Regions from separate parts of the Homo sapiens genome. Here region 1 is linked to region 2. A link is a loop called in an ENCODE intact Hi-C map of the cell type or tissue named here. Cell type or tissue: stomach. All regions are shown on one strand. Links, peaks and the distances in the headings refer to the core of each region. The heading gives the core; the rest is flanking DNA. Region 1 overlaps COL27A1 (collagen type XXVII alpha 1 chain). Region 2 overlaps COL27A1 (collagen type XXVII alpha 1 chain).

The links. Peaks named below come from ENCODE experiments on the same cell type or tissue, not always from the same donor. Only the 100,000 strongest peaks of a DNase experiment are listed, where the experiment ranks them.
Region 1: a loop joins it to region 2, with 1.8 times the contacts of the local background. A loop is called at or near these places in 76 of 110 quality-filtered maps.

What each region holds. Positions count from the first base shown.
Region 1 is chr9:114,159,069-114,168,534 of GRCh38, reverse strand. It overlaps COL27A1 (collagen type XXVII alpha 1 chain), which reads right to left. Exons shown (of 61, transcript NM_032888.4): 2 at 5,750-5,820; 3 at 1-846. Among named protein-coding and RNA genes, the nearest start is that of COL27A1, 8.3 kb to the right of the region's middle. RefSeq lists an enhancer at 4,871-5,387. In stomach, for the core only: no CTCF peak of the experiment used is centred there; a DNase peak (open chromatin) is centred at 4,814; H3K4me3 peaks cover 342 bases; H3K27ac peaks cover 1,446 bases.
Region 2 is chr9:114,267,663-114,277,128 of GRCh38, reverse strand. It overlaps COL27A1 (collagen type XXVII alpha 1 chain), which reads right to left. Exons shown (of 61, transcript NM_032888.4): 35 at 7,835-7,888; 36 at 6,348-6,401; 37 at 1,361-1,468. Among named protein-coding and RNA genes, the nearest start is that of ORM1, 51 kb to the left of the region's middle. RefSeq lists enhancers at 1-531, 5,725-5,894. In stomach, for the core only: a CTCF peak has its summit at 5,167; a DNase peak (open chromatin) is centred at 5,180.

The DNA of each region.
Region 1 (9,466 bases), core at 931-8,930, 110 kb after region 2:
GCTTGGCAGGTAGCAGCGGGGTTTGGGCTGGGCCTCCCACCGCCATATGCTGGTGAGGGTTTGTGGGGCTAGTCCTTTGGGGCTTGGTGGGCGTGGCGGGTGCCACAGTCCCCCTGGGTCCCCTGCCTGCTGGCAGTGACCCCAGGGCTGGTGTGGCAGTGGTCAAGTTCTCCAGGCCTAGCAGGGCGAGGTCGGACTGGAAGGTAAAAGGTCTGCCAGAGTCTTGGGAGAAGAGAGGTCCCAGTGGGGACTGGTACGTGTCAGCCTGTCCACACTGCTTCCTCAGGTGGGTACAGTAATTGTGAGCGACCTGCGTCACAGGGTAGATACTGAACTGGCAGAGAGCACCTTCAAACTGGACTGCATGCGGGTTCATCTTCCCAAAGAGGAAGGAGCCCCCAGGGTCGAGTGCAGGGTCCCTGTGGAAAGGCAGCAGGACAGGCACCCGGCGCTGCCCGCAGGCAGTCACCAGAGTGACTGTGCGGCCTCGGAGCTCGAGGGCCAGGTGGTGCCAGCGCCCGTCGTGCATGTCGAGGTCGAAGGCCACTGAGCGCCGGGACCCGAGGTGGACGACCGTCTTGCCGGGGAGGAACTGCAGGCCCAGCTGCAGCTTGCGTTTCTGGCTGCGGACAGCGAAGAGGAAGGCATGGTTCACCCGGTGGGAGCAGAGGCTCAGCACCAGTGCCAGCTCTGTGCCCAAGGCGGCAGGAATGACGGTGCCCGTGGGAGCCTGGAGCCGGGCCCGCTGCGTAAAGATGAAGCCCGACTGGAAAGGAATGACTCCCGGGGGTGCAGGGCTCCCGGCCTTCGTCCAGCTGAGGCCCAGCCGCTGGAGGATGTCCACATCTGAGAGGGAGGGAAAAGGGGAGAGGACGCAGTCAGGGCCTGCTCCAGCCCACCCCACCCCCTACCCCCTAAGGGGCACAGGCAATGTGGACCGTCCACCCACAGCTACCTGGTCCTTTGTTCATTCATCTAAAAATGACACCGCCCCATGGTGGTGGCTGAGAGGGCAGCGTTGGAACTATCTGGCAGGGATTGTGACCCCTTATCTGGCTGCATAATCTTGCATGTTGGGGTTAAAAAACAGACTCTGGAGCCAAACTTCCTGAGTTCAAATCCTACCTCTAACACTTACTAATCTTGTGACTTTAGTGCCTCAGTTTTCCCATCTATTAAATGGGATAGTAACAGTCCCAACCTCAGAAGGATGTAACAATTACATGATGAATACATTTATTTTTAAGTGCCTGGTACAAAAGAAGCCCTTTCAAATAATAACTAATACTAAAAATAATGATAATAACCAAATGCTGTTGCTGAGAGTGTTAGAGGCTGCCCAACAATGACACGTTATACTCCTTTTTCTCCACCTGGAAAGCCATCTCCTCCAGGAAGCAGCCCCATAAGTGAGGGACCAGGATGACAAGAATAGACCTGTCACCAGAGCTTGGTAAAGATGTCCTAGGGGTCTGACAGGTTTCACCATCTCCTCAGGGACCCACCCATTCCCCTTCCCACTCCCGAGGTGTCTCTAGCAGGCTACGGGGCTGCCATCTGCTATCAGAAGGGTGATGGCATTTCCGCTGACTCCTCCTTCTCCCCACAGGACTCTGGGGAGAGGAGAGGAAGCAATCAAAGCATCCCTGCAACCTCTGTCCCCTGGCAAAGCGTATGGATATCTGACTGTGGTCTGGCCAGGTCACATCCGCCCAATAATTATGTCAGCAGGGCTTGCCAGAGCAAAAGAAAAGGAGGGCTTCCAGAGTGTTTATGGAAAGGCTTCCTGACCTTTCCCCTCCCAGGTCATTAGACCCCTTCAGTCAGCTGAGCTGCCAGTGTTGGCAAAGCAGGCTCCTGAGCTCTGACTCAGCAGGGAAGGAAAAGCTGCCTCTGGAATCTGAGTCTGGGTCAGGTCCTCAGGGCCCTTCCCCTAAGCTCAGCAAGATAGGCCCTGAGTACTGAATGCTCTCTCCCTATCACCCCCTGCAAAGGTTGTGCTGGGGGCTGAATGCAACACTTGGCATTTGGCCCTCAGCTGACAACTGGGAGATGGATGGATGGATGGATGGATGGATGGATGGATGGATAGATGAATGGATGGATGGATGAATGGATAAATGGATAGGTGGGTGGGTGGATGGATGGATGGATGGATGGATGGATTGATGGATGGATACATGGATGCATGAAAGGATAGATGAGTAGATGGATGTATAGATGGATGGATGAATAGATGAATAGATGGATGGATGGATGGGTGGATGGATGGATGGACAGATGGATGGATGGATAAATGAATGGATGGATGGATAGAAAAATGGATGGATGGATGAATAGATAAATGGATGGATAAATGGGCAGGTGAACAGGTAGATGGATGGACGGATGGATGGATAAATGGATGAATAGATGAAGGGATGGATGGATAGATAGATGAATGGATGGATAATGACTGGCTGGATGGATGGTGGGTGGATGAATGAATGGATGGACAGGTAGATGAATTGGTGGATGGATGGATAAATGGATGGATGAATGGATGGATGAATAGATGAAGGGATGGATGGATGGATGGATGGATAGATGGATGGATGATGGCTGGCTGGCTGTATGGGTGGATGGATGAATTGATGGATAGATAGGTAGATGAATTGGTGGATGGATTGATGGATGGATGGATGGATGGATGGATGGATGGATGGATAAATAATGCCTGGCTGGCTGGATGGATGGGTAGGTGGATGAATGGATGGATGGATAGGTAGATGAATTGGTAGATGGATGGATGTATAATGGACGAATGAATAGATAAATGGATGAATGGATGGATGGGTGGATGAAAGGGTAGATGGATGGATGGATGGATGGATGGATGGATGGATAAATGGATGGATAAATGGATAGTAGATGAATAGGCAGATAAATGTATGGATGGGTGGATGGATGGATGGATGGATGAATAGATGAATAGATGGATGCATGGATAATGGCTGGCTGGATGGATGGATGGATGGGTGGGTGGATGAATGGATGGATGGATAGGTAGATGAATTGGTAGATAGATGGATGGATGGGTGAATGGATAGATAAATGGATGAATGGATGGATGGGTGGATGAAAGGGCAGATGAATGGATGGATGGATGGATATTGGATGGATGGATGAATGGATGGATGGATGGATGGATGATGGATAGATAAATGGATGGGTAAATGGATAGGCAGATGAATGGGTGGATGAATGGATAGAAGGACAGTTCCCTGGGGGAAATTGAGAACCTGAGTGCTGGCAGCATGTTATAATGGTTCTATAGCAGACTCTGGAGTCAGAAGGCCAAAATTTAGAGCCTGAGAAGACCAGCAGTGAGCCTCAGTTCCCTCCACTGTAAAACAGGGCTATAAAGTGCGCCTACACCATAGGGTTGTTAGGAGGATGAAATGGTCATCTTCCTCATCATCTTCACCCAAGCCCCACATTGAGTAACTCTGCTTAAGTGTCTTACTGACCCTTGGGCCTCAATTCCCTGCCTGTAAGACAAGAGAAACAGATCTTGAGATAGCACAGGTGTTACAATGTTCTAAGAATTCTATAGCTCTGTGTTGCTGGTTCAGGTTGGCTTGAGTTTAAGACCTTTATTCTTCCTTAGGACCCAAGGGGCTTTCATTTCATTTCAAACTCCTCTTTCCCATCCTTTCTCCCATCTGTCTGTCCTCAGGTTCTAAGCTAAAATAAACTACTGATTAAGGATTCTCTTAGTGGTATATGTTTTAGTCACTGAAACCCTCTTATTATCATGAAATACTATTCACTATTATTCACTATAGACTGGGACTTAGAATGGGAGGAGCCATTTGGTTGGACAAGAGGTAAGGGCAGGAAGCCACTTGGTCCTTCCTTTAGTCCCTGCTCAACAACCCCCGGAGGGCCCCTCAGGCCTGCTCACATCTTTCTCCACACATGGAATTTAGGGCTAACCTGCACTCACCCAAAGAGAGTCACAACTGGCTGGGCCAGGCAGCATGGGTGAGGTTTCCCCTATCCACTGGGTGGGTTTCTAAGCTGACAACCAGCAGTCTCCAGGTGTCCCCCAAAGACCATCTGCAGCTAAAGGGCAAAGTCTCAAGCCCTGACACCTGGCAAATGTGACCAGCACAGAGCTGCTATGAGTCAGACCACTGTGAGCCCTGCAGGGCATAGGAAAGGGCTGTTCTTGCCCAAACTTTTCAGGTAACTAATTAACAGCAATAAGAAAAACTAATACTTGTTGAGCACTTACTAGATACCAAATACTTTACAGGCATGATCTCACTTGATTCTCTCAGCAATCTATGGAGCAGGTACTCTTTATTATCCTCACTTTATAGAGGGGGCTCAGAAGAGTCAGAGGGAATAACTTGCAGCTTAAAAAAGGCACAGCCAAGGTTTGAACCCAGGCCACCTGACTCTGGGGTCTTTGTGCTTAGCCATGATGCTATTCTGCCTGGGGCCTCCCAGGCTTGTCGGAAAGCAGGGTGGAGACACATCCAGCACCCCATCAAGGGTGAAGAGATGGGGGACAGGGGAATGAATTCAGCCCAACGCCAAGATAGAAGGAGCCTGCCAGCTGGCCCCCACAAGATCCCTTCATTACATAAACCTGGCTCCACACAGCTCCAGCCTCTCCCCCCGCCCCCCGCCCCAGTGACTGACTCAGGACTCTGGACAGCTGTTCACCTACTTTGTGGGGGAAACAGCAAGCTTGGAAAATATGACATTTGCACAAAATGTTGCTGGGCAGCAGAAGTCTCTTCCGGGCACAGCCCTGCCCTCCCAGGGGCCCAATCCCTGCCGAGTGGCCAGGTCAGGCCACAGGGACTCCCGGCGTGCCGGGCTGCCTGCCCCAGCACACGGGCTGGGCGTGAAGGCGGGGGAAGGGCAGCTATTTTCAGAGGCATGCGGCTGCTTGACAAACAGATGTGGGAGAGGTTTCAGTTTCCCTGGGCAGATGTGAAGCCAGCCCATCGCTGCCCCGGCCCCCTGGACAGCCCCTCAGGGATAGCAGGGAAAAGTAGGATCTCACGGGAAGAGGAAGATGGGATCCCAGGCTTGGGCCATGAGAGTTAATGCTTAATGCCTTTTTTTTTTTTTTAGCAGTTCTTAGAGCACTCATTGGACAAACAGGGACAACTGAGGCTTAAAACCGGAGTAACTTACTCAAATTTTGCCCCAGAAAGGAACACAAGAATCACCCTTCCACATTTCTGCACAGAGTCCTTCCTACCCTTTTACAAAAACTTCAAATGCGATTCTTTTTTTTTTTGAGACGGAGTCTCGCTCTCTTGCCAGGCTGGAGTGCAGTGGCGTGATCTGGGCACACTGCAACCTCCGCCTCCTGGGTTGAAGCGATTCTCCTGCCTCAGCCTCCCGAGTAGCTGGGACTACAGGCACCTGCCACCACACCCAGCTAATTTTTGTATTTTTAGTAGAGATGGGGTTTCACCATGTTGGCCAGGATGGTCTCGATCTCCTGACCTCGTGATCCACCCACCTCGGCCTCCCAAAGCGCTGGGACTGCAGTCTTGAGCCTGGCCTCAAATGTCATTCTTTCAAGCCTAAAGAGAATTTGCCAATTATCATCTCCATTCTACTGATGGGAAAACTGAGGCATTGAGTTCCAATTACAGGCACGGCTGTCTCCTACCCCTGAGTTCTCAGGCCCCTTCCGTTCTCCTTTGTCTCCCCCTGGACAAAGAGAAGAGAGAATTACCTTCAGGAGCTCCTTGGGTGGAGGCCAGGTGACAGGCAAACGAGACTAAGATCCAGGAGAAGAGAAACCCCCTAGAGACCAGGAGACACAAGCAGAGGCGGCATCAGCTTCCACCCCTCACACCCGGATCCGGCTGGGGAAGCTGGGAGTGGAAACCAGTCCCAGTCTCACCCCAGTCCTGCCCACGGGAGGCAGGAGGCCAGGTACAGGCTCTAGGACCCCATCAGAGCAGCAGCCCACTCTTCCCGGCCTCCAGGCACAGCCTCTCAGTGAGGACCTGCTTATATAGACAAACACAGCCTCACTTCTCACAGATCAATTAGCCAACGTCAACGGGGAAGAAGCAGTGCATAGAAAGCCCTGCCCTGGTCATTGGAACATCTAGGGTCCAGCTCAAAATCTGATGCTGACTCAGTGAGCAACCAGGGGCCAGCCCCTCCCCTTCTCTGGGCCTCAGTCTCCCCATCTGTACTACAGCCTCATGATCTTTAGACCCTTCCCCAGACCCCAGCCAATGGGCAGCAGAGCCAGGGGTGAAAGGTCAGCGGGAAGACCAGGCTGGACTGCTTGGGAGACCAATTCCCACACAGGGCAGGAGAGAGGAGACCCCTTAACCAGAACCAGTGCTGTGTGAAGGCAGCTCCCAACTTGGCTTTATCCTAATGGAAAGTGGGAGAAAGAAAACAGAGGGGACGAGGGGGAGTTAGACAGAGCCACGTGCAAACCTGGCCTTGTCACTTATCAGCTGTATGACCCCGAATGAGTTGCTCAGCCTCTCTGAGCCTGTCTTATCTTCTGCAACATGGGCTGATATTCCCTATCTCACAGGCCGGGCATGAGGATTCAATAAGCTCATGCATGGCAAGGGCTCAGTCTGCTGCCAGCCACAAAAATACTCCCCTAGATGGTCCCCACTGTCCCTACACTCTAGGGCCAGGAAGGGTTAAAGCTCTGCTCTGTGGCTTTTGCCAAGATGGGCAAAGGCAATGATACAATTTCACCTTCCTGTGGGAGCAGCCACCAGTGACACCCGAAGCCACCTGGGGTATCTGATCCCCAGGCAGGCAGAGGGGAGGCCGGCACGTGGCCAGAGACAGGCGGGACACAGGCAAGAGAGCTGTGTCAGGTGGGTGGTGAGGGCTAAGGCTGGGACAGACAGGCCCAGGATGTATTTCCAAGAGGAAAGCTAGGATAGTGTGCTTCTGTGGAATCACATAATCTAGGAAACCTGTCTGCCAGGGTTGATAACTGGAACCCTAGGTTCTTCCCAGACTCCCTGGGCACCTTAGACGACAGCTTCTGTCACTGTGGGCATGGTGAAGACACTGGTGATTACATGCCCACAGCATCCCTCCTTCCTGCTTGCTCACGTAGGCATGGACTTAGAGGATCCTACATGAATCTGGATAAATCTAAGTTGATCCCGAGAATTTCATTTGCCATGCCAGTGACTGGTTTAGGCATGCATATATGACCCAAATGAGGCCAATAAGAGGTGAGGGATGCCTGTTAGGGACCCTGGGAAAGCATTTCAAAGGGACAGAGAAGGTTTTCTTCAAGTCTTTATATGTTGTTGAGTAAGGACATACTGCTCGGAGCTGCTGCAGTCATTTTGGGCACATAAGGTAACAAGCCCCATGAGCACGTGAGGATAGCAGAACAGAAAAATAGTGGGTGTCTGAAGACACTGTTGGGATGCTGAATTCACCAACCCTAGTACTGCTCTTCCTTGAGGCCTCTTGATATGGGAATAACCCCCCTTATCGTTTAAACTATTTTGAGTTGGGTCTTCAGTTACTTGCAGCATAATGTAAACCAGCTGAAATAGCACTCAGACGCCAGTGATGGTCCCCTGAACGCCTTCTCCAGCTCTGGGCTTTTGCACATGCTACTCCCATCATGTAGACACTACTCCTTTGCCTGGTCAGTTCCTACACATCCATTAGATCCCAGCTTGGGTGTCACCTCCCGCAGCTCACTGCACATGCCACACTACAGCAGGTCTCACATGTGTGGTCATTGTCTACTCTCCTATTTCCCTGTCTAGACGAAGTCTCTAAAGGGCAAGGATGCCTGTCTTATTCACTCTTTTTTTTTTTTTCATTTTTTTTTTTGAGACAGAGTCTCACAGTGTTGCCCAGGCTAGACTTGAACTCCAGGGCTCAAGCTATCCTCCCACCTCAGCCTCCCGAGTAGCTGAGATTACAGGCATGTGCCACCATGCCGGGCTTATATTTCCAGCCCCTGGCAGGCACACAGGAAGTGTCCAGTATATTTTTATAAGATGAATTAATATCACCTGATATGACAGGACTCTAGACTTTAAAAAACGGCCGGGCACGGTGGCTCACACCTGTAATCCCAGCACTTTGGGAGGCCGAGGCAGGCGGATCATGAGGTCAGGAGATCAAGACCATCCTGGCTAACACAGCGAAACCCCATCTCTACCAAAAATACAAAAAAATTAGCCAGGCGTGGTGGCGGGCGCCTGTAGTCCCAGCTACCTGGGAGGCTGAGGCAGGAGAATGGCGTGAACCCAGGAGGCGGAGCTTGCAGTGAGCCAAGTTCATGCCACTGCACTCCAGCCTGGGCGACAGAGCGAGACTCTGCCTCAAAAAAAAAAAAAAAAATAGACTTTAAAAAGTGTCTTCCCAAAGCCTTAATTCCCCTACTCTGACTTTTTCCAGAATTGCTCCAAGATAATCCTTGGTCCTTCCTCTTCATCCTCTCCAATCTGCTGCCACTGTTGTGAGAATGCCTTTTCATGGGGCCAGGCCCCCAGCTCACCATGGGCAACGACTAAAGGTCAAAGTGTCAAGCTGCCCTGGGGTTGCCTGGGGAGAAGGGCAGGGCCAACCTTTCTGGCATGACTTGCTTACTTGAAGCAAATGGCAATAGCATGAGCCCTGGAGAGAAATAAAAGGCAGCTTTGTTTAATTACACAAACGGAGAATACCAAGGCTCAGGGAAGGCAGGTACTTCCATCCTGGGCAACGTCTGGGCTCATAATTCTTCAGTAGTATTTCCCACACCCACCAGGGACATGCTTTCTAGGAAATTGGCCAGATACATTAGGGAAGAGCTGTACCCTGCATCCCAGTCTTGACAATCCGGAAAGCACAACTGTATATCAAAGGCTCGGAGAAATCCTGCAATAAAGAAGTTGACTGTACTTTCTGTCATTCAGCAGTCCCCAAATTTAGAATCATTTTTTCCATGAATGCCTCCTCAGAGGAGACTACCCCTTGCCTTCCTGTGTTCCTGCGATCCCATTTATTTCTGTTCCATCTCCTTCCAGCCCCCTCTCTTCCTGGCCCTTGTCTGGCACCTGCCCTCACTCCTTGAGTCCTTCATTGGATTATGTCACATACCAAACTTCCTAGGAAGTTTCCCAAACTGATAAAGAAAGGCGAGGTGGGGAAGAGAAGGTACAAAAACGACACATGTCCTTCTCGGTCAGTTTCCCTGGCTACAGCTATACCAAAATGACTACTCTGCAGAGAATTAGAGGGCAAATCCTTGTAATCTCTGAAAATCAGGAAGAAGAAGTCCACAGGAGACATGGAATCAGAATCTTCTCTTCAATTAAGCTTCCTAACACCATGGCTTCCAACTTGAGGACTTCAGCCCTGAAGGCCTATTACAGAAGTATTCAACCTCCATTCATTCTCCCTGACAAATGCAGCTGACCCTCTTGGAAATGGATTCTGTGTGCAC
Region 2 (9,466 bases), core at 1,090-9,089:
GCGACACTCAAAAATCAAGCTTCCACCTGCCTCCAGCTCATCCTCACAGCCCCACAGCCAAGCCCTGGATTCCAACTCTGCCAGAGCACAGGGGCAGTATGCGTAGAGTCATGCAGGCCTAAGTTCAAATTCCAGCTTTGTCATTTCTCACTGTGTGAGCCTGGGAAGTTTCCTTTACCTCTCCGATTTTCCCAATCCTCAGGGGTTGCTATCGGTATCAAAGAGGGAACCTTCGAGAAAGCATTGGGCAACTTGTCTGTACATGTTGAAACAGGAGAATTCTGCTCCCTTCCCTACTGGCTTCTATGTCCCTCAAAGTCAGGGATGCTTTCTGATTTACCTCTTCAATCTCAGGGGACCTGGCCCAGGGAAGATGCTCGTGAGGGTCTGTGGACTGACTAAGTACATTTCTGTTAGGGTGGAAGAGCAGAGTTCCTCCGTCTTCTCAATCAACAAACAGACTTTGGTCACCTCTTATGTGTCAGGTACTGGTTTTGTTGTTGTTGTTGTTTGTTTGTTTTTTTGTGACAAAGTCTTGTTCTGTTGCCCAGGCTGGAGTGCAGTGGCGCAATCTCAGCTCATTGCAACCCCCGCCTCCCAGGTTCAAGTGATTCTCCTGCCTCAGCCTCCTGAGTAACTGAGACTATAGGCATGCGCCACCATGCCTGACTAATTTTACATTTTTAGTAGAGACGGGGTTTCACCATGTTGGCCAGGCTGGTCTCCAACTCCTGACCTCAAGTGATCCACCCGCCTTGGCTGCCCAAAGTGCTGGGATTACAGGCGTGAGCCACCGCACCTGGCCAAGGCACTGTTAAAGACGTAAATGAAGGCCAGAAAAGGTCTTGGTCTTCATGGAGCCAAGACATACACTGAAGGTTATGCATGTCCCTGAGGGCTCATGGCCCAGCCTGGGGGCAGGAATGGCTTTTTGGAGCAGGTGATGTCTATGGTGATACCTGAAGGCCAAATAGAACTTAAGCAGGTGACAGGGGAGTGAAGAAGGGAGAGTGTCCTAGACAGAGCACATGCAAAGGCCCAGGGGTAAGGGCCACAGCTTGTCCAAGAAACTGAAAAAAGTTTAGTGTGTCTGGATATGGGGGATGGATGAGATGAGGTCGGCAGGGACCAGGTTTGCACAGGGCAGGGCAGCCAGGAGGATGAGTAACCGAGGTTGTTCTCCAGAGCCATGGAGCATTGAGCAGATTGGTTCTCTGGCAAACTGCCAGGTGGAGAAAGGACCACAGCAGAAGATCCTTCAGTGGCACGACCAAAAGCCCTCCCGCCCAGCCGCCTGCACAGGCATGAGAGTTCAGGGTACCCCAGAGCTCCAGGCGCTGCAAGGGGCCTGCACACTCACCCGGACACCAGTGACGCCAGGGGGGCCGGGGGGCCCGTCCTCACCCATCAGCCCTTCCTGGCCTTTCTCGCCATGTTCTCCATCAGGCCCTGGGTCTCCCCTGTCCCCCTGGGTGGCAGGGCATGAAGAGGGGAGAGAGAGAGAGAATAAGTTAGTTGCCAAGTGCATCAGAGGCCCCAAATCTCAGGGCTCCATTCAGGCATCCACAGCCAACTGGTCCCTAGATTCTCGATAGTTCCCTCTGCAGCCAAAAAGGCAGGGTGCTGTGACTCGGCTGCCAAGCCCAGTGTAGCTCTAAGCTTGCACAAGGATGCATCCCAGACGTAGAGGCTCCCATGTGTCCCTGCCTGGGCCTGGGCTGCGAAGGGCAGAGTGACTCAGAGATAAGCCGGGGTCCTGACTGCACCCACCCCATGGAGTTCACAGGAGACAAGGGCAATTTCTCTCCAACTTAGACACATTGGGAGAACAAGAGTCTTATGAAGCAGATTTTTTTTTTTTATTTTTTAGACAGAGTCTCACTCTCTCCCAGGCTGGAGTGCAGAGGCGCAATTATAGGTCACCGCAGCCTCGACCTCCTGGGCTCAAGCAATCCTCCTGCCTCAGCCTCCCAAGTAGCTGGGACTACAGGCACATGCCACCATGCCCAGCTAATTGAAAAAAAATTTCTTTTTTTGTAGAAATGGGGTCTTGCTACAAGAGAGCTTGAGCCCAGCAGTTGGAGACCATTGACCAGGCTGGTCTCCAACTGCTGGGCTCAAGCAATTCTCCCACCTCAGCTTCCCAAAGTGCTGGGATTACAGGTATGAGCTGCTGCAACTAGCTGAAAGAAATTTTCATCAAGAAAGAAAATTCACCCAATTCTCCTTCTCAGAACCACTCTTTCCATTTTTCTGAGTTGTATTTTCAATCCTCGATGACAAAAACACAGTGAATAATAATAATAATAATAAATGGTAGGTAACAGTTTGGATGGTATGTACCAGGCTCAGGGCAGTGAAGCAACTCTCCCAAGGCAATGAATCGGACAGCAGTAAACTAAGCTCTAAAGGCACAATCCCACTGGACTGCTGGTCTCCATCTTTGTTTGTTATAGTTACTGCTTTGCTCTATGGTGAACGTGCCCTCCTATCGCTCTGGGCTCTGCATGGCGATCATTCTTATTGGCTGCAGAATACTTTCTCTGGGGAGTGGATGGAGCTAACATTTATATAGCACTAACCATGTCAGGACCATAGTCTGAGTCCTTTAACATCTATTAACTGACTTAATCCCCACAAAAGCTTTCTAAGGCTGGTCCGCTTTTAGTCCCATTTTACAGAAGAGGAAACTGAGGCAGAGCTAAATCAAGTGGTCTGGCCCAGAGGCCCACAACTGGCTAGCGGTGGAGCTGGACTTTGAAGCAGGATCCTGAGCGTATCCTCTTTACAGTGATAGGGCTGTAACCAAGGTCTTCTTGGGGCTTCGGACCTTTGGGGCACCTGAGGTTATTTCCTTGGAAAGGCAACCCTTGGCATGGGCTTTTTTTTTTTTTTTTTAGACGGATCTCATTCTGTTGCCCAGGCTGGAGTGCAGTGGCATGATCTCAACTCACTGCAACCTCCACCTCCCAGGTTCAAGTGCCCCCGCCTCCCAACTAGCTGGGACTGCAGGCACGCGCCACCATGCCTGGCTAATTTTTGTATTTTTAGTAGAGACAGGGTTTCACCATGTTGGCTAGGCTGGTCTCGAACTCCTGACCTCAGATGATCCACTCACTTTGGCCTTCCAAAGTGCTGGGATTACAGGTGTGAGCCACTGCACCAGGCTGGCATGGGCTTTTTATGGTTTTGAAGCAATCAGTGTCACTCTAAGCTTGCCTTATCTCATCACGGTAATCTTTGCGTACTCTGAGAGAGATTGGGGGCAGGTGGGGTTCCAGGATGGGGCATGCAGGATTCCAGGATGGGGCGTGGGCTGTCACCCTCATCACCGTGAGCAGAGCAGGTGTGGAGTGCAGCACGGGCATGGCTGCTGAGGGGCGGCGTCCATCAGGAAGGGATGGGCGAGAAGAGCAGGCTTGGAAAAGCATAGTGTGTCTTTACCAGTTCTGTCCCCCAGTGCCAAGGTTTACGAGGGACACTGATAAACTGGTGTGCATCCAGAGGAGAGAGAGCACAGGAAGCAGAGGGCATGAAGCTGGAGCCTGGGGCTTGGCCCTGCCTAGAAGAGAGGCTCAAGAAAGCAACTCATGATTGCTCATTGCTTCAAGCTGGGCCTGCTGAGGCCTGAGCTCTGGGGCAGGAGGTGGGTGTGAGGGAGTTGCTGGGGCAGTTTCTAGTTCAGTTGGGAAGATTTTCCAATGGAGCGGTCCAGAGATGGCACAGATAAAGGCAGAAGACTCCGAGCTGAGGCGTGGGCCAATGTAGAGCAGATCTGGGCACAAAGTTGTGCCCGGATCCCTTCCTGCTGGGAGCCTCAGCTTCTAAGCACAGCCTGGCATGAAGACAGGGGGCTGGCCTGAATAACTCTCCTGCAGACTCCTCTGGCTCTGGGATTCCATTTCTGGCTTGTCGTCCTGGCCACCTGTTCTCCTCTCAGAGGCAGACAGCCTGTTCCAGGTGGCTAGTCGGGTTTTCAACAAAGGGCCCTCACCTGGGCTCTGCCTAAGACCACACTCCAGGGGCTAACTGGACCCCTGGGGTGGGCGTCCTTGTGAATCTCATGCAGAACAGTCTCTGGGGGTTCCTAGAGATGCCCCAAATCCTCAGACATCTGCCAGTGCTCAGAGGAGCCTTGCAAGTCACCTTCCTTAACCCTCTTCAGTTACAGATGGGACAACTGAAGTGCAGACAGGTGGAGACTCCCTAATACCACCGAGTGAGTCAGTGCTGTGTGAACCTGGGGTTCTGGCTCCTTCTAATTCCAAGATTCTCTGCTCAGGGGACGATGCCTCCCTCAACCCTCGGGTTATGCTGCCTAAGTTCAAATCTTGCTACCGCTACTGAATAGTTGTGTGACCCTGGGCAAGTTTCCTCGTTTGTAAAATCAGGATCAAAGGATTACTGCAAGGATTGAAAGAGATAAACCATGTAAATAGCTTAGCAGTGTGTCTGGCATGTGAATGCTGGATAAAAGCTAACTATTATTGGTCACCACCACCATCATCACTGTCAGCTGGACATCAGCGAAGAGATAACGGGTGTAAAAGCACTCTATAAACTATGAAGTGCTGTGCATATTCGAGACGCAGTTTTCACCATGAGGGGTGATTCCTGGACAAACACCTTAAGAAAATGGGTCTCTCCTGGGATTCATGTAAAGACCAGGGAAGATGCTGTGCATTTGAGCACAAGGACTCAGGTAGAATTGGCTTTGAAGGGAGGGGAAGAGGATGAAGTCAGGGCCAAAAAGCCATGCAAGGTGGAGGCAGAAGACTGCATGAGGCACCCAGGCTGGAAGACCCCCTCCCGCCCACCTCAGTGGACTTTCCAAGAAGAAAGGTGGCCGCCCAGAGTGGAGTGAGAAGGCTGCTGCTTCGTGCCTCAGTTTCCTCATCCGTCTAGTGAGGATGGTAATGTATCAAGCTTGGGAGAGTTGCTGGGAACATTAATTATTAAATGGGTTAATTCACATAAAGCCCTTTGGGTGGGTGGCACTGGGCACATGGCAAGTGCCCAAAGCATTTTAGCCATGACCTTCATCAGCATCACCACCCAGTGTAGCAGGCACTGGCAAAGGGTGTGGAGCAGCTGTCAAATGCTCCGGGTCTTGGGACTCGGCTGTACGCTTGGATGCAGCAGGGTTGGGGGAGAGGAGTCAGGCAGATGACAGACAGGGGGTGCTCTCGCTCTTGCAAGAAAATGTGAGGAGTCAGCAGGGGCCGGTCGCCAAGGCACCCTGGGAGACTGTGGGGAGGGGGTAACGAGGGTGGGCGGAAGCCTGTGGATGGGGAAACTGAGGTTCAGAGAAGGGGTCTGCTTCTCTGAGGTCACCTGGAGAGTAGGTGGGCGAGAGGGCATGGCCCTTAGGAACCTGGGCTGGGGAGCTGACTTGCACAGGGTGACCGGCCAGCCTCGGGGAAAGCCCACCTGTGGGGTCAGAGCGGGGCCCAAGACGGAGGCCAGGGACTGGCCTGGAGATGGGTCTGGAGAGTCAGAGGGAGGTGCCCGCCTGCCCACCTGCAATTCAGGTGAGCTAAGGTGTCTCTTCAGAGTCCTGACATTTGTGGCTGACAGGAGTCTCTCAGGGAGCAGCAGGGTCAAGTTGGGCCAGCAGGCTTTGGCACCTGTGAGCCGTGGGTTTGAATTTTGGATCCTCACTCATAGCCATAGGTCCTGAATGTATCTATGCCTTCCTCTGAGCCTCAGCCTCTTCGCCTTTAGAATGGGTGCATGGTACAGCAGAGTGAGCAGAGGCTTTGGAGCCAAACGGGCCCAGATTTGGGTCCTGGATGTGCCAGTTGCTAGCGGTGTGTCCTTGGGCAAGTTGCTTCACCACTCTGAGTCTCAGTTTCCTCATCTAAAGACAGAACTTCCGTTGTCCTATGGATCCAGCTGGTAAAGGGCTTAGCGTTGTACCTGGTATGTGTGTGACTAGTCCTCCCTAAATTGTGGCTTATAAGTCATTGGTGGTAATTATTATTTTCCTGACCTTCTAGAATATTTGGAAGATAACAGAGACCAAAGACTCTGGCTCTGGGCCTGGCGTAGTGCCGGTGCTCAGGAATCACCCTTAGCCAAGAGAAGCTGATATTTTAAGAAGGGTAGCAGGAAAGACTGGAAGGTGGTGATGGCCCTGGTCCCACCTGAGCAGGTAGTGCAGAGGGCAGGGTGGGAGGTGGCTGCTGGACACTGCTGACCCTTCCCCAAGCTGCTGTCAATGGGAGCTGGAGCTGTCATCTCAGATCTCTATGGGAACACAGTGTTTCTGGGAGGAGACTTAGGTCTTGGATGGGAAAGCAATGCCCTGCCGGGGTCCCCAGGCCCTGCCCTAAAAGGGCACTTACCTTCAGCCCATCAGGTCCCATGGGGCCACTGTCACCCTCAAGGCCTGGCTCTCCCTGGAAAAGGTGATGGAGAAAGAGGAGGAGATGTTACTGGGGAGGAGGCCCCGGTGTGCTTTTCCTCTCTTCCCCCTCCCTGGGGCAGGACCCTGACCCATGGATCTCCAGGCAGTGGGACCCTGGGGGCCCTGGCACACAGTGGGTGCATGGTAGCCAGGGGCTGAGTTAGCAAATGAACAGGAAGGTTGAGGTGCCCACCCTCAGCTCTCCAGAAAAGGGGAGCAGACCCCCAAGCTACCGACAGCTCCCTCTGCAGGGTGACGTGGGGTGGGGGCTACATGAGGTCACGAATTTAGAAGGTGCTTGTCATGGATTTGTCCTGAACATCATCTCTAGGCTGGTTGGCTGGGCTGCAGAGTGGCCTAGTAGTTAAAGACAGGCTTTGACATCAGCCAGACGTCAATGCTACTTCTTGGTTTCTCATTCACTGGCTGTTTGACCGCAAGCAAACTACTTAGGTCTCATTGGCATCTGTTTTTTTATCTGAAAAATGGGGCTGACACCACCTTCTTCAAGGGTTGCTGTAAGGCATGGTGTAAGCGCCCCATACCTGGCAACCATGTGAGATACTATTACTGGAGCTGGAGTAAGCCTGCATGGAACTCCTTGGTGGAATCCTACTTCTCAGATGAGGAAAGGGAGGCCAGTCTTTCGACTTTTCTTCCCAGCAAGCTCGGGAATGACAGCAAGAACAGAGTCCCTGGCTGAACCTCAACCAGGCTTGCCCTTCCAGCTCTAGAGACGCCCCTGGACAACAGTTCTTGAAATGGCCATCAAATTAAGTTTGGGTCTCTCTCTGCTTTTAGAATTCATCGCTGTTCAGAGTCTGAGCTGGAAAGGGCCTCAGGGGCCGTCAGGTGCAGGATGGCAACGATGTGCCAGTTGGGTGGTCCATGCTCCTCTTGTACCCATGGCAGGTATCACTTATCAACCCGCTGGAATGCAAGCTCCAGAGACAGGCCTCCGTTACTCACTGCTGTGCTCCTTGTGCCTCGAGAAAAGTGCTCGACACACAGTGGGCATAGGATGCGTGCTCATCATTCTCTTTACTGCCGAGACTCGACTGAACCTCAACATCCTTCTTCTTCTTTTTTTTTTTTTTTTTTTTTTGAGATGGAGTCTTCCTCTGTCACCCGGGCTGGAGTGCAGTGGCATGATCTTGGCTCACCACAACCTCCAACTCCTGGGTCCAAGCGATTCTCCTGCCTCAGCCCCCCGAGTAGCTGGGACTACAGACCACAAAATGCCTTTCTCTACACTGTGGAAATGCTGGCCTACCAAGAGAGACTGGGCGAGGCTGTAGACATTCATAGTCTATTTCTGTAACTGAGGAAACTGAGGCTTAGGGAGATTGAGAAAAGCCGGTCTCTTCCCCTGCGGCACCCACACACCCTGGGGGCTTTCAGGAAGAATAAATTGCTTCAACTTACCCGTTGCCCAATGAGGCCCTGCTCCCCAGGAGTGCCCAGGGGTCCAAGGTCACCCTAGGAGAAGCCGAACAAAAGTCCTTGCGGGTGGGTAGGGCCAGCCCCAGCTCTCGACACCCCTTCCTGTTTCCACCAGCTCTGACTTTGGGGTGTGGGAGGAGGAGCTGGGGAAGGTCCTTCTTCCCAGGGACCACAGAGAAATCGTAAAACACCAACCAGAGCTCCTGTTCCAAGTAAGCCTTGTCCACGGACTTCTTCTCCCACGCCAGGACAGGAGGACAATTAGCACCAACACCATCATCCTATTAATAACTAACTGTACTGTTCTGTACTGTTCTAAGGACTTTTTTTGTTTGTTTTTTGAAACAGGGTCTCATTCTGTCGCCCAGACTGGAGTGCAGTGGGGTAATCACAGCTCACTGCAGCCTTGATCTCCCAGGCTCAAGTGATCCTCCCACCTTAGCCTCTCAAGTAGCTGGGACCACAGGCATGCGCCACCATGCCCGGCAGATTTTTAAATTTTTTGTAGAGATGGGGTCTCACTACGTTGCCCAGGCTGAGGACATCAGTTTTTATATTAACATATCTGACTTTCAAGACAGCCCTGCAAGGAAAGGCATTATTTTAGAGGTGAAGCATCAGAGGCATTGGGGGAGTTCGGTAAGGAGCCCAAGCTCTCGTGAGACTATTCAGTGACAGATTCATGATCCGAACCTGGGCAGTCTGGTTCCAGGAGCCTTGGATGCAGCAATGGCAATTATGTGACTTTATTCTTCCTTGAGAGACTTGAAGAGAAACCCAAACGAGGAGGAAGCCCTAAATGAGCCGGAATAAATGTCACCTGCCCCCTGCATAAAGGCCCTAAAAGGGTCTTTCTCATTGGAGAATTTTCAAGCTATGCTCCCTGCTGGTGTCTAGGGGCACAGGAGGAGGGCAGAGCTCTGAGCCCCCAGCCCTGCTCCAGTGGAAACAATCCCACTTCTATCAGTTTTCTACGTGGGGTGGTTTCTTCATTGGTGAATTTTCAAGCTATGCTCCCTGCTGGTGTCTAGGGGCACAGGAGGAGGGCAGAGCTCTGAGCCCCCAGCCCTGCTCCAGTGGAAACAATCCCACTTCTATCAGTTTTCTACGTGGGGTGGTTTTCTTCATTGGTGTTTGAGCAAGGGATTTTGGGACTAGGCCAAGTCTGGCAGCCCCCGGCCTGGTCCAACTCCCTCTTTGAATGACAGGGAGACTTAGGCATGGAAGGGGGTGACTGGACTCAAGTCTCACAGCCCCTCTGCGGGCTCCCCTGGGCCCTGCCTCAACAATGTCCACGGGCTAGCCAGCATCACTCATCAGCTCTGGGGCCTCCAAGGGGGAACAGCGTCCTCTTCCAACAGCAGAATGGGGAGGGGGCTCTCCCCAGAGTCCATGTATCAATGGGCACCTGTTTCTCAGCAGGTAATGAAGGGCACTGGCACCGAGCTGCAGATGGTATCGCATGAGGCCAGGAGGTACAGCCACCCCAGCATAGAGGCAGGGGCAGGTGCCCGAAAAAACATTACCTCGCAGAGGGCACTGGTGGGGGCTCCACATTCCACTCTGGCCCTAACCAGGCCCCACTCCCCAGCCAGGAGCACAGAGAACCCATTA